Linked DNA regions of Homo sapiens: region 1 is linked to region 2. Evidence: read pairs that join two places in POLR2A ChIA-PET (ENCODE). Cell type or tissue: PC-9. All regions are shown on one strand. Links, peaks and the distances in the headings refer to the core of each region. The heading gives the core; the rest is flanking DNA.

Evidence for each region. ChIA-PET counts read pairs that join two places held together with the same protein. Peaks named below come from ENCODE experiments on the same cell type or tissue, not always from the same donor. Only the 100,000 strongest peaks of a DNase experiment are listed, where the experiment ranks them.
Region 1: POLR2A ChIA-PET joins it to region 2 with 21 read pairs; 6 of 35 experiments call an interaction of 5 or more read pairs at or near these places.

What each region holds. Positions count from the first base shown.
Region 1 is chr3:125,076,926-125,082,308 of GRCh38, forward strand. LOC124906278 (a long non-coding RNA gene) reads right to left here and starts at 5,141. Exons shown (of 3, transcript XR_007096045.1): 1 at 1-5,141. In PC-9, for the core only: no CTCF peak of the experiment used is centred there; DNase peaks (open chromatin) are centred at 2,936 and 3,356; H3K27ac peaks cover 1,460 bases.
Region 2 is chr3:125,586,671-125,592,053 of GRCh38, forward strand. All of the region lies in intron 1 of OSBPL11 (oxysterol binding protein like 11), which reads right to left. Among named protein-coding and RNA genes, the nearest start is that of OSBPL11, 6.1 kb to the right of the region's middle. In PC-9, for the core only: no CTCF peak of the experiment used is centred there; no DNase peak of the experiment used is centred there.

The DNA of each region.
Region 1 (5,383 bases), core at 238-5,237, 510 kb before region 2:
CATTCTCCACTACAGCTCTTAACAAAAGCTTTGCACCCTCGTCCTGGTATTAATACATTAACAGACACATTGTTTCCCATCTCCTCAGTCAGAAACCTGGAGAGAAGGAAGGATGATGGAATCCTGGACCTCAAACTCCCACACTAATTTATAATTGTGCAGGATACCCCCTATTATATAGGTGAGAGGACTTGTTAGCATGACTCCTGGAGACAGCTGAGAAAATCACTGCTGTTCTGGTTCCTCACCTGAGTTTAAGAATGCTCTGGCATTGGGCTGTACTCATCCTTAAGGTCTGAGGTTGGTGGCTGGGGAGTCTGCTTATACCTGCATGGCCTGTGATCATATTTTTACATGATAGAGCTCTGAGACTGGTGAGGTGTACCTGACTCTGATGAGGTGGTTTCAGACACCCATCTACAAAGTTATGAGAACAGTTGCTCCAGCCATGGATGGATGGGTGGATGGATTGATGGATGGATGGCTGGGTAGGTCAATGGGTAGGTGTGTGGGCAGGTAGATGGATCATTGGATGGATCAATCTATAGACTGGTCTGAAGGGAGACCTTCATGGGCCCAGAAGGTCTGATACAACCTTCACTCATTCAGACATTATCACCTACAACTGTGGACTTCTTGGTAAAATTCAGGCCAGGAACCTGCCCCTCTCCCTATCTTAGAAAATGTTGCTGGTCTCACTGTCACATATACCGGCTGTACTGACATTTTGGGGGCATCCTTTAGATAAGAATGATCCAGTGACATGCATGTTTTGTCTGACAACCTGTACTTACCACTGACCTCTGTCAATATGCACGTTATTTATAATCCCTCTTAATGTGCCACCTCAGATCCTCTCTGCTCCACCTGTCTCTGGGGCAAGTCCACTTGTTCCATCTCAGCCGCCACTGGAACAACCAGTTCTGGTGGGCTGCAGCCAGTGTCTTCTTGCTGCAGCCTGCTAAGCACTCACGTCGTGCAGGTCACAATGGCAGGGTTGCTGGTGCCCACCCAGAGCTAACTTTTGGTTATGGGAAGCAGAAGCCAGTAGATGAATTCTGATCCCTTCCTACCCCTAGGGTTCCTGTGGTTTCTCAGCAGAGTCCTTTGAGGTGAAGCATCATTTGCATATGATACTAAGTTGTTGCTAGCCCTCCTCCCCTGCTTTACCCCTCTTTCCTCTCATCCTGCTTCTGTGGCTGCACTCTCCAATCAAGGGGTAGCTCATAAGCTTCCGCTTTCTGAGAAACCCAGGCTAAGACCTGGTGTTACTATTACTATTTTCACAATCTAGCTGGAGTGAAATACAAGATTTTTGGACCTCATTAGAAAGTCAGCCTGTGTAGCACCTGCCTCCTACACTAGACCGAGCCATTCATTTTGGCGACCCCAATGTGGAAAATAATGTTTGAATTCTTTATCATGCTCCATTCTTCTCTTATTCTTTTCCATAAAATCAATCACATTAGGAAGGTGCTCTTCCTGGATACTTGGATATTCTACTGCATTTGGTTTTTAACCTTGGTACCATCTTTTTCAAACTGCTGGTTTTCAAACTCAGTACTATCCTTTTCAGAGTGGTTACTTTCTTAAGTGTATGATTCAATGAGTTTAATAAGTGGATATAATCATAAAACCACCACCGAAATCAAGTTACAGAATAATTTCCCCAGCCAGGCGCAATGGCTCATGCTTGTAATCCCAGCACTTTGGAAGGCTGAGGCGGGAGGATCACTTGAGGTCATGAGTTCAAGACCAGCCTGGCCAACATGGCGAAACCCTGTCTCCACTAAAAACACAAAAATTAGCTGGGTTTGGTGGCACATACCTGTAATGCCAGCTACTTGGGAGGCTGAGGCAGGAGAATCACTTGAACCCGTGAGGCGGAGGTCGCAGTGAGCCGAGATCGCACCACTACACTCCAGCCTGGGTGACAGAGCGAGACTCCATTTCAAAAAAAAAAAAAAAGAAGAAGAAGAAGAATTTCCTCACCACAAAAAGTTGTGTCATGCCCTTGGCAATCGACCCCCTCCCAGACCCAGACCCAGCCTTCTGTCATTGTGCTACTGCCTTTCCTGGAGGTCAAACAAATAAAACTTCAAGTATTTCATCTTTTGTGCCTGGCTTCCTTTACTTACCCAGTGCTTTAAAATTCAGCTACATGGTTTCCTGTGTCATTACTTTAATACTCACTAGGATTCCATTGCGTGGATGCAACAGGATGTTGATCCATTCTTGTCAATAGAGAGTTGGGTCATTTCTACTTTCTGGTTATTTTACATAAAGCTACAATAACGTTGCTTGTTACCTCTGAACTTGACTGGAGCTGGACTCCCAGGCAGTCCTGGATAGAGATGAGCCTGGGGGCAGGAAAGGCCGGGACCTGAAGACAACTGGCAGCCACAGGACTAGAGCTCCACCTTCTTTTTGAAAAGATTTCTCTGGCTGCCACACAAAAATGATACCTTGGCCAGGGTGGCATCAACATGAAAGGGGATATATTTGGCACTACAGCAATTCCAGTTGCTCTTCCAGCCCTCAGCCTCCAGGTCCACTCAGTGACAATGAGCAAAAATAGACATATTAAGATTAGTCATGGCCGGGTGGGGTGGCTCATACCTGTAATCCCAGCACTTTGTGAGGCTGAGGCAGGAGGACTACTTGAGCCTAGAAATTCGAGACCAGCATGACAACATGGCAAAATCCCATCTTTACAAAAATTACAAAGATTAGCTGGGTACGCTGGTGCACTCCCAGCTACTTGGGAGGCTGAGGTGGGAGGATGGCTGGAGCCCAGGAGGTTGAGGCTGCAGTGAGCTGTGATTGCACCACTGTACTCCAGCCTGGGTGACAGAGTAAGATCATGTTTCAAAGGAAAAAAAAAAAAAGATTAGTCATAACAGCACAAAAGGAAAGGAGCAGACAAGATAAGGATCTGTCCACTCAAAAGTCAGGGCCGATTGCTGTGATTACCTTAAGCCCTCAGGACACAGATTTGAGGACTGACCCAGAGGTCTTCAAATGGAGAGAATCAAGCTTAGTCTTGATGGACACCATCAGAGATGTCACCTTTAAGCATTTATCAGAGTTACCAGTTTACATTTTTGTAATTTTTTTAGAAATGCTTGTTTCCTAGTAGAATATCATTCCACTTGTATCCTACAGTGAGTGACATCTGATTACTGGTTTCTAGACTTTTGAGACCAGTCTCCTAGGGAGGTGCTGGAGACAACCTCTTCTCAACACTGCTGAGGAGTGTGGGACAACCTCTGTAAACAAGAGACCTTATTCTTGCTGCTCCAGGAACTACTGGAGGCTGTCACGACAACTATGGTCCCTCAGGCTGAGCTCTAGGCCCAACATGTAGTCATGATATCTAGGCCACAAGACTTGGCCCACAGAGCTCTGTACTCTTTCCAGGAAGCTCTTGGGCAACAATGCAAATGAGACCATACCTGAATTTTGACCTATTCCTTACCATTCTGCTGTCCTTTCTGAAGCAAAGTCAGGACTCCCCACAAAAGCCTTCCCTTCTCTATTAAACTATCACCAGTAAATGACTGTGACAAAGCACCAACTGAAGCACACGCCTTGGGAGCACAGGTGGCTCCTGCACTTGGTGCTTAAGGCGAGCAGTGCCTGATACTGTTCTCAATCCATCCCATGCAATGAGCAGGAACCCCAGGATTGAAGTGGCTTAAACTCTTTGTCACACAATCCAGGGCAGTGTAAGGCAGGCAACTCCTGGGCTAGAAGAGTTGGAAACTCGATGAGTCTCATACAGGCATCATGTGTGGGGCCAACAATATCCATGAGAAAGGGCAACCATCTCTGGAAGCCCTGAGACCCCATCTCAGGTGCTCTTGGCCAAGGTTAGATCATGTCCTTACCTAATCCATCAATGGGGAGGCAATGAGGGCTCCCAAAGGGCTTAAACAGAGTGGTTACTTTTTTAGCTTGTTATGTAGAATTCAAAAAAGCAGATTCAGTAAAGGTTCTGTGATAGGCTGAAAAAGGGCCCCCCAAAAGACCCACGTCCTATTCCCTGGAACCTGTGAATGTTTCCTCTTTTGGCAAAGCGTTTGCAGATGTGATTAAAGTACAGCTCTTGAGATGTGGAGAGGATCCTGGATTATCTGGGTGGTCCCTGAATGCAATCACATGTATCCTTACAGAAAGGAGACAGAGGTAGACTTCATATACACAGAGGAGAGGGTGATGTAAAGATGGAACAGAGAGATTTGAAAATGTTGGCTTTAAAGATTTGGGTGATGTGATCACAAGCCACCAGAAGCTGGAAGAGGCAGGGAATAAATCCCTCGTGGAGCCTCTGAAGGGAGCTCGGCCCTGCTGACACCTTGAATTAACCTAAGTGTTACTGATTTCAGATGTCTGGCCTCCAGAACTGTGAAAGAATACATTTCTGTTGTTTTTAAGCCATCCGATTTATGTAATTTGGTATAGTAGCCACAGGAAACTAGAACAGCTTCTTCTTAAAAAGCGCCTGGGTAATATACCAAAAAAATTAGCCAGGCGTGGTGGTGTGTACCTGTAGTCTCAGCTACTTAGGAAGCTGAAGTGAGAGGATCACTTGAACCTAGGAGGTGGAGGCTGCAGTGAGCTATGATCATGCCACTGCACTCCGGTTTGGATGACAGAGTGAGACCCTGTCTCAAAAATAAATAAAAAGGTCCTCCAAGGTCACCCAACTTAGCCCTTCATAGCTACAACCTTTTTCAGCATTTCTCCTTCCTACATGCCTACTGCCAACTCAGACTCTGCTTTCTAATGATGCTCAGAAATCTGGTATTTAACTAAAGCCAGATTGTGAGAACAGTAATAATAAATGAAACCTCATCTTCCAGGAGAGAACATTAGGATCTAGCTGACCCTTCATCCTGACCTTCCCAGCCCTCACCCACACTAAGCCCCTTCCATTCAACAGCTCAGCATTTCTCAAAATGCGGTCCAAGGACTGCCTGCATTGAATCACCTGAGGCACTTGTTAAAGATGTAAAGTCTAGGACTCCATCTCAGACTTGCCAAATAAAAAGTTTAGGGGTGAGATGCAGAAATCTGCACTTTTTTTTTTTTGAGACAGAGTTTCACTCTTGTTGCCCAGGCTGGAGTGCAGTGGTGTGACCTCGGCTCACTGCAACCTCTGCCTCCCAGATTCAAGCGATTCTCCTGCCTCAACCTCCCAAGTAGCTGGGATTACAGGTGCCCGCCATCACATCCAGCTAATTTTTTGTATTTTTAGTAGAGACGGGGTTTCATCATGTTGGCCAGGCAGGTCTCGAACTCCTGACCTCAAGTGATCCACCCGTCTCAGCCTCCCAAAGTGCTGGGATTACCGGCGTGAACCACCAAGCCCAGCCTGAAA
Region 2 (5,383 bases), core at 119-5,118:
CATGCCTGGCTACTTTTTCTATTTGTAGTAGAGACGGGGTTTCATCATGTTGGTCAGGCTGGTCTCGAACTCCTGACCTCGTGATCCGCCTGCCTCGGCTTCCCAAAGTGCTGGGATTATAGGCGTGAGCCACCGTGCCCGGCAATATACTTATTTCTCAACCTTTCTTTATCAGACTTAAGATAGATAAAAGTTTTTAAAATTAAGCTACCTTTTAAACAGTTTCAAATCCTTTCAACTCAAAACAATTACTCAATACCTACTAAAGCACAGCACTCTGAAAAACCATTGAAAAGCATAAGAAAATCAAAAAGGCAATAACTAATAACTCTCCATCTCAAATCTATAATCTAATCTAAGAGAAATATATCTCCTTGAAGAAAAAGGCAGTAACATGGGTTCCTGCTACTGGAAAAGACACACAATGGGACTACATTTGCAGCTGCCATACAAATAAAAAAGGCATTAAACAAATACAGAGGATTCAGTAGTGAGTGAGAAGGCTGAAATGACTAGATTTGATGACTGATTAGATGTGAAGTGAGACAGAAAGAATGAAAGTGAGAGAGAAAGGACAAGAGCAACACTCAGATTTCCAGCTGGAACAACTGGGTGGATAACTAATGCCTTCACTGAGATAGGGATCGCAGAGAAATTTTGGATTTGTTCCAACTTAAGATGTTAAATTTAATGAACCTGCAGGACTATACAGGGAGATATCCAGTAAGGCAGCATGATTAGGGCTTGGTAGTCATCAGCATATAAGCATATAACTGGTATTTGAAGTTACAGCAGTAAATAAGGTCACTCAGGAAGTATTACGAAATGGCAAGAGATGGGCAGGGTCTAAGAGAGATCTCTAAGGAAAAGTTTTAAGGGCAAGGGGAATACAGAGAAGAAATCAGGAACAACTGAGTAGTGGGAAGAAAACTAGGAGTATGGAAAGACAGAAACCAGAGAAAGTGTTTCAAGATAAGTCTGTGGTCAAGAATATTCAGTGGGCAGGTGCCTTCACTCACACCTGTAATCCCAGCACTTTGGGAGGATCACTTGAGCCAGGAGTTTGAGACCAGCCTGGGCATCACAGTGAGATCCTGTCTCTACAAAAAAAATTAAAAATTAGCCAGGCAGGGTGGCACACACCTGTAATCCCAGCTACTCAGGACACTGAGATGGGAGGATTGCTTGAGCCCAGGAAGTGGAGGCTGCAGGGAGCTGCAATCGTGCCATTGCACTCCAGCCTGGGAAACAGAGCAAGACTCTGTCTCAGGCCAGGCACAGTGGCTCATGCCTATAATCCCAGCACTTTGGGAGGCTGAGGTGGGTGGATCACTTGAGGTCAGGAGTTCAAAACCAGCCTAGCCAACATGGTAAAACCCTATCTCTACTAAAAATACAAAAATTAGCTGGGCGTGGTGGTGCATGCCTGTAGTCCCAGCTACTTGGGAGGCTGAGGCAGGAGAATTGCTTGAAACTGGGAGGCGGAGGTTTCACTGAGCCAAGATCCTGCCACTGTACTCCAGGCTGGGCGTCAGAGTAAGACCCTGTCTCAAAAAAAAAAAAAAAAAAAAAGAGAAGTTCAGTGCTACTGATAAAGTAAGATATGACAAAGACTGAGAAGACTCATTAGACTTAAAACCCAGAGATAACAGTTTAATGGAATGATGAGGGCAGTCAGCTGGAAGTAACATCAGAGGTTGACGATAATGTCAAGAGGTTCTCCAGCTTGTAGACAACTGAGCTATGGGATTTCTCAGGCTCCACAGTCATATGAGCCAATTCCTCATAATCTCTCTCTATATATATCTACCTATTGGTTCTATTTTCCTGGAAAAGCCAAATAGCGATACCTTAAGGTATTTAACTACAGGCAGGAATCCAAGTTGTAGTCAGTAAATATGAGGTACCAGGCAAGTCACATGTCAAAATCCATACTTTCAACTAGGCAAAAAGTATCCTCCCAAAAGGCTTAGCACTTTGGTCCATTCTCTGGATAAGAAATAGCATGAAGCGGGGAGTGGCTTGCTTAGCTGAGGAAAAGGCTAATGACATTAAGAGATATTCCTCGCAACAGCTAGTGTGTAGCCTGGGATATAATGTTTATTTGCTGAATGAATTAAGCAATGGGAAGAAAGAAACAGAATTTTTCTATGAAGCCATGAGGCAATTCTCAGTAACCTGCCCACCTCCTCCCCAAAAAATTCAACTCGCAGACTGTATACTCAAAATCGCAAACAAAATAAAGTCTAACTGTATTTTAATCTATGACAAAAAGTATAAAGTCAAGAGAGGGGTCCTCCCTCCTGCCAAGAGTCTTAAAAATGTTAGCACTCTTTGGCCCTAGAATTTCACTTTTAGGTATCCCATCTATGACAAATGATTAGAAATGTAGACAAAGCCGGGTGCGGTGGCTCACGCCTGTAATCCCAGTACTTTAAGAGGCCTAGGCAGGCAGATCGCCTGAGGTCAGGAGTTCGAAATCAGCCTGGCCAACATGGTGGAACCCCGTCTCTACCAAAAATATAAGAATTAGCCGGGTGGCACCTGCCTGTACCCAGCTACTCGGGAGACTGAGGCACAAGAATCGCTTGAACCCAGGAGGCAGAGGTTGTGGTGAGCCAAGATTGCACCATTGTGCTCTAGCCTGGGCAACAAGAGTGAAACTCCATCTCAAAAAAAAAAAAAAAAAACAAAACAGAAAAGATATGTAGTGCAAAAATGTAAGGAAACTAAGAAATCACAGCACATTATTAATAAACCAACTCTTGCTCCTCAAGACTTGGTATATTTTTAACTAGATTTTGGAATAATATTTTATAGTTTCCAGTTACATGCCTACAATTATCTTTCTCTTGTTTTTACCAGCATCTATAGCAGATGTCAGATACAGAAAACAAAAACTAGAGTGTAGAAATATGTATCAATTTTCCTTTAACCCCTGCAGAGGAAAAAAAAAAAAAAAGCAGACATTTATGACTTTTTCTTCAAATCAACTCAGAAGAAGAGGTAAAACCTCTAAGACCATGAACATTCATTTATATTTAGGCCAATCTCATTTTCCCATCCGCGAACAGGCACTTTTCCTTATAATAGTATTGACAGTGGAAGAAACCACAAAATTATTGTGGTCTGACCACAAAAATTATTTCTATACTACACATTTGCAGACTTTTACACATTTACTGAAAAGTATAGCTGTTTGCTAATGAGGAAAATAGATTTATCTGTTAATATGATTAGCCAGTGAGGAGCTCAAAATTTTAAAAAAAAGCAGGCCATCAAACACCCTGGTTTGTCTTTCAGTTCCTCTTTTGAATAGTTCTCTTCTGCCCATTTTAATAAGCAGGTGGCATATTTGCAGATTTGTGAATTTCTCTACAAGCTGACATGAAGAATACAAAAATAATGAAAACATGCATATTTTATAAAGTGTGAATATTCACTATGAAAAAGGAAGGAAAGACCCAGAACTGGGAAATCTATCTTCTCTGTAAATGGTAAAGAAAGCTCACATCATATGAATATAAATTACTCTGGAAACAAGAAAATACAAGGCTAATCTAATAAATTAAGTTCTTAAGTTTAATTTTTCAAAAGGGCCAGGCACGGTGGCTCACGCCTGTAATCCTAGTACTTCAGGAGGCCGAAGTGGGTGGATCACTTGAGGTCAGGAGTTTGAGACCAGCCTGGCCAACATGGTGAAACCTCATCTCTACTAAAAATACAAAAATCAGCCGGGTGTGGTGGCAAGTGCCTGTGGTCCCAGCTACTTGGGAAGCTGAGGCAGGAGAATCGCTTGGACTTGAACCTGGGAGGCAGAGGTTGCAGTGAGCTAAGATCTGCCACCGCACTCCAGCCTGCACAAGAGGACCAGACTCTGTCTCAAAAAAAAAATTTTTTTTTTCAAAAGGTCATCATGAGATTGTTTTGTAAATGCCACTGATGCCCTTCCTTTTCCTGATTATTTTGATGATCCTCCTAAAATAAGCCTTAGAATTCATTCTTTCGTTGTTTTGGGTGTGCACATTAATTTGGCATTAATAAAAGAGTGCTTCAGACATAGTAGAGACTCAAAAATATTTGCTACATAAGTTAGAACATGAGTAAACCATAAAACCAACCATGTACCAAACTAGTTATTATCAATAATTATTCATTCCTTTTAGAGAGTTTATCTACTTTTAATACCTCTATGTAAATATCTATCTAGAAATAAAAGTTCTCCCACTTACTAGCTATGTAACCTTAGCTACATGCAATATATAACTTCATGTACTATATTGCCTAAGTCTATATTGTCATTTAGACTTAGGTTTTCTTCAACTGCAAAACAGGAATAATAATGCTGTATCTTCCTCCAGAGTTGGGAGGATTAAATGTGATAACAGATGTGAAAACATTCTGGATAATGTAAAGACAATTATCTACATTTCCAATACTCCATATCTCTGAGGACTGGCTAGATAAGACACTTAAACATTCTGGCAACTTTAGCTGGACATACCTAAAACCAGATACATAATTTGACTCCCCAAGTCCGTTTTCCCCTCTAGTCTTTACAATCTTGAGTCTATTATATTAACTGCCTAGGCATTTTCTGGCATAAATCCCAATAATCCCCACCTGCTGGTATTCTCACACCCTTGTGTGGGACTTGTTTCTGAAGAACAGTGAAAAGTGATGTGAATTCACCTCAGTGCTTAGGTTACAAAAGACTGTTAACTTCTCTCCAGGTAGCACTCTCTAGTCCTCTTACCTCCTCATTCTCAAGAAACAAGCTGCCAAGTTGTAAGATGCTCTGTGAAGAAGCCCATGTGGCCAGTGAACAAAGGAGGTCTCTGGCCATCAGTTCATGAGGAACTGAGTTTTTTGTCCAATGGGCCAAAAGGAACTGAATTGCACCAAGAGTCTCATGAATCAGCTAGGAAATGAATCCTTCCCAGTTCAGTCTTAAGAAAGACTCAGAGCCAGAAGACCCAGCTAAGCTGCACTGAGATTCCTGACCCAAAGACACTATGAAATAATAAATGCTGCTAATATATTAAATTTGGGGGTAATTTGTAATGCAGTAGTAGATACACTATCTCACACTGTATTTCAAAATAAATTCCAGATAGATTAAAAAGTTAAATATGAGCCTGGGCAACATCGCAAGATCCTGCCTCTAGAAAAAAATTTTAAAATTAGCTGGGCATGGTGGTGTACACCTGTAGTCCCAGCTATTCCAGAAGCTGAATAGGAGGATCACTTGAGCCTAGCAGTTCAAGGCTGCAGTGAGCTATGATGGAGACACCACACTCAACCCTGGGAGACAGAGAGAGACCTTGTCTCAAAAAAAAAAGTTAAATTGTAAAACTACCAAATTATTTTAAAACTTCATGAA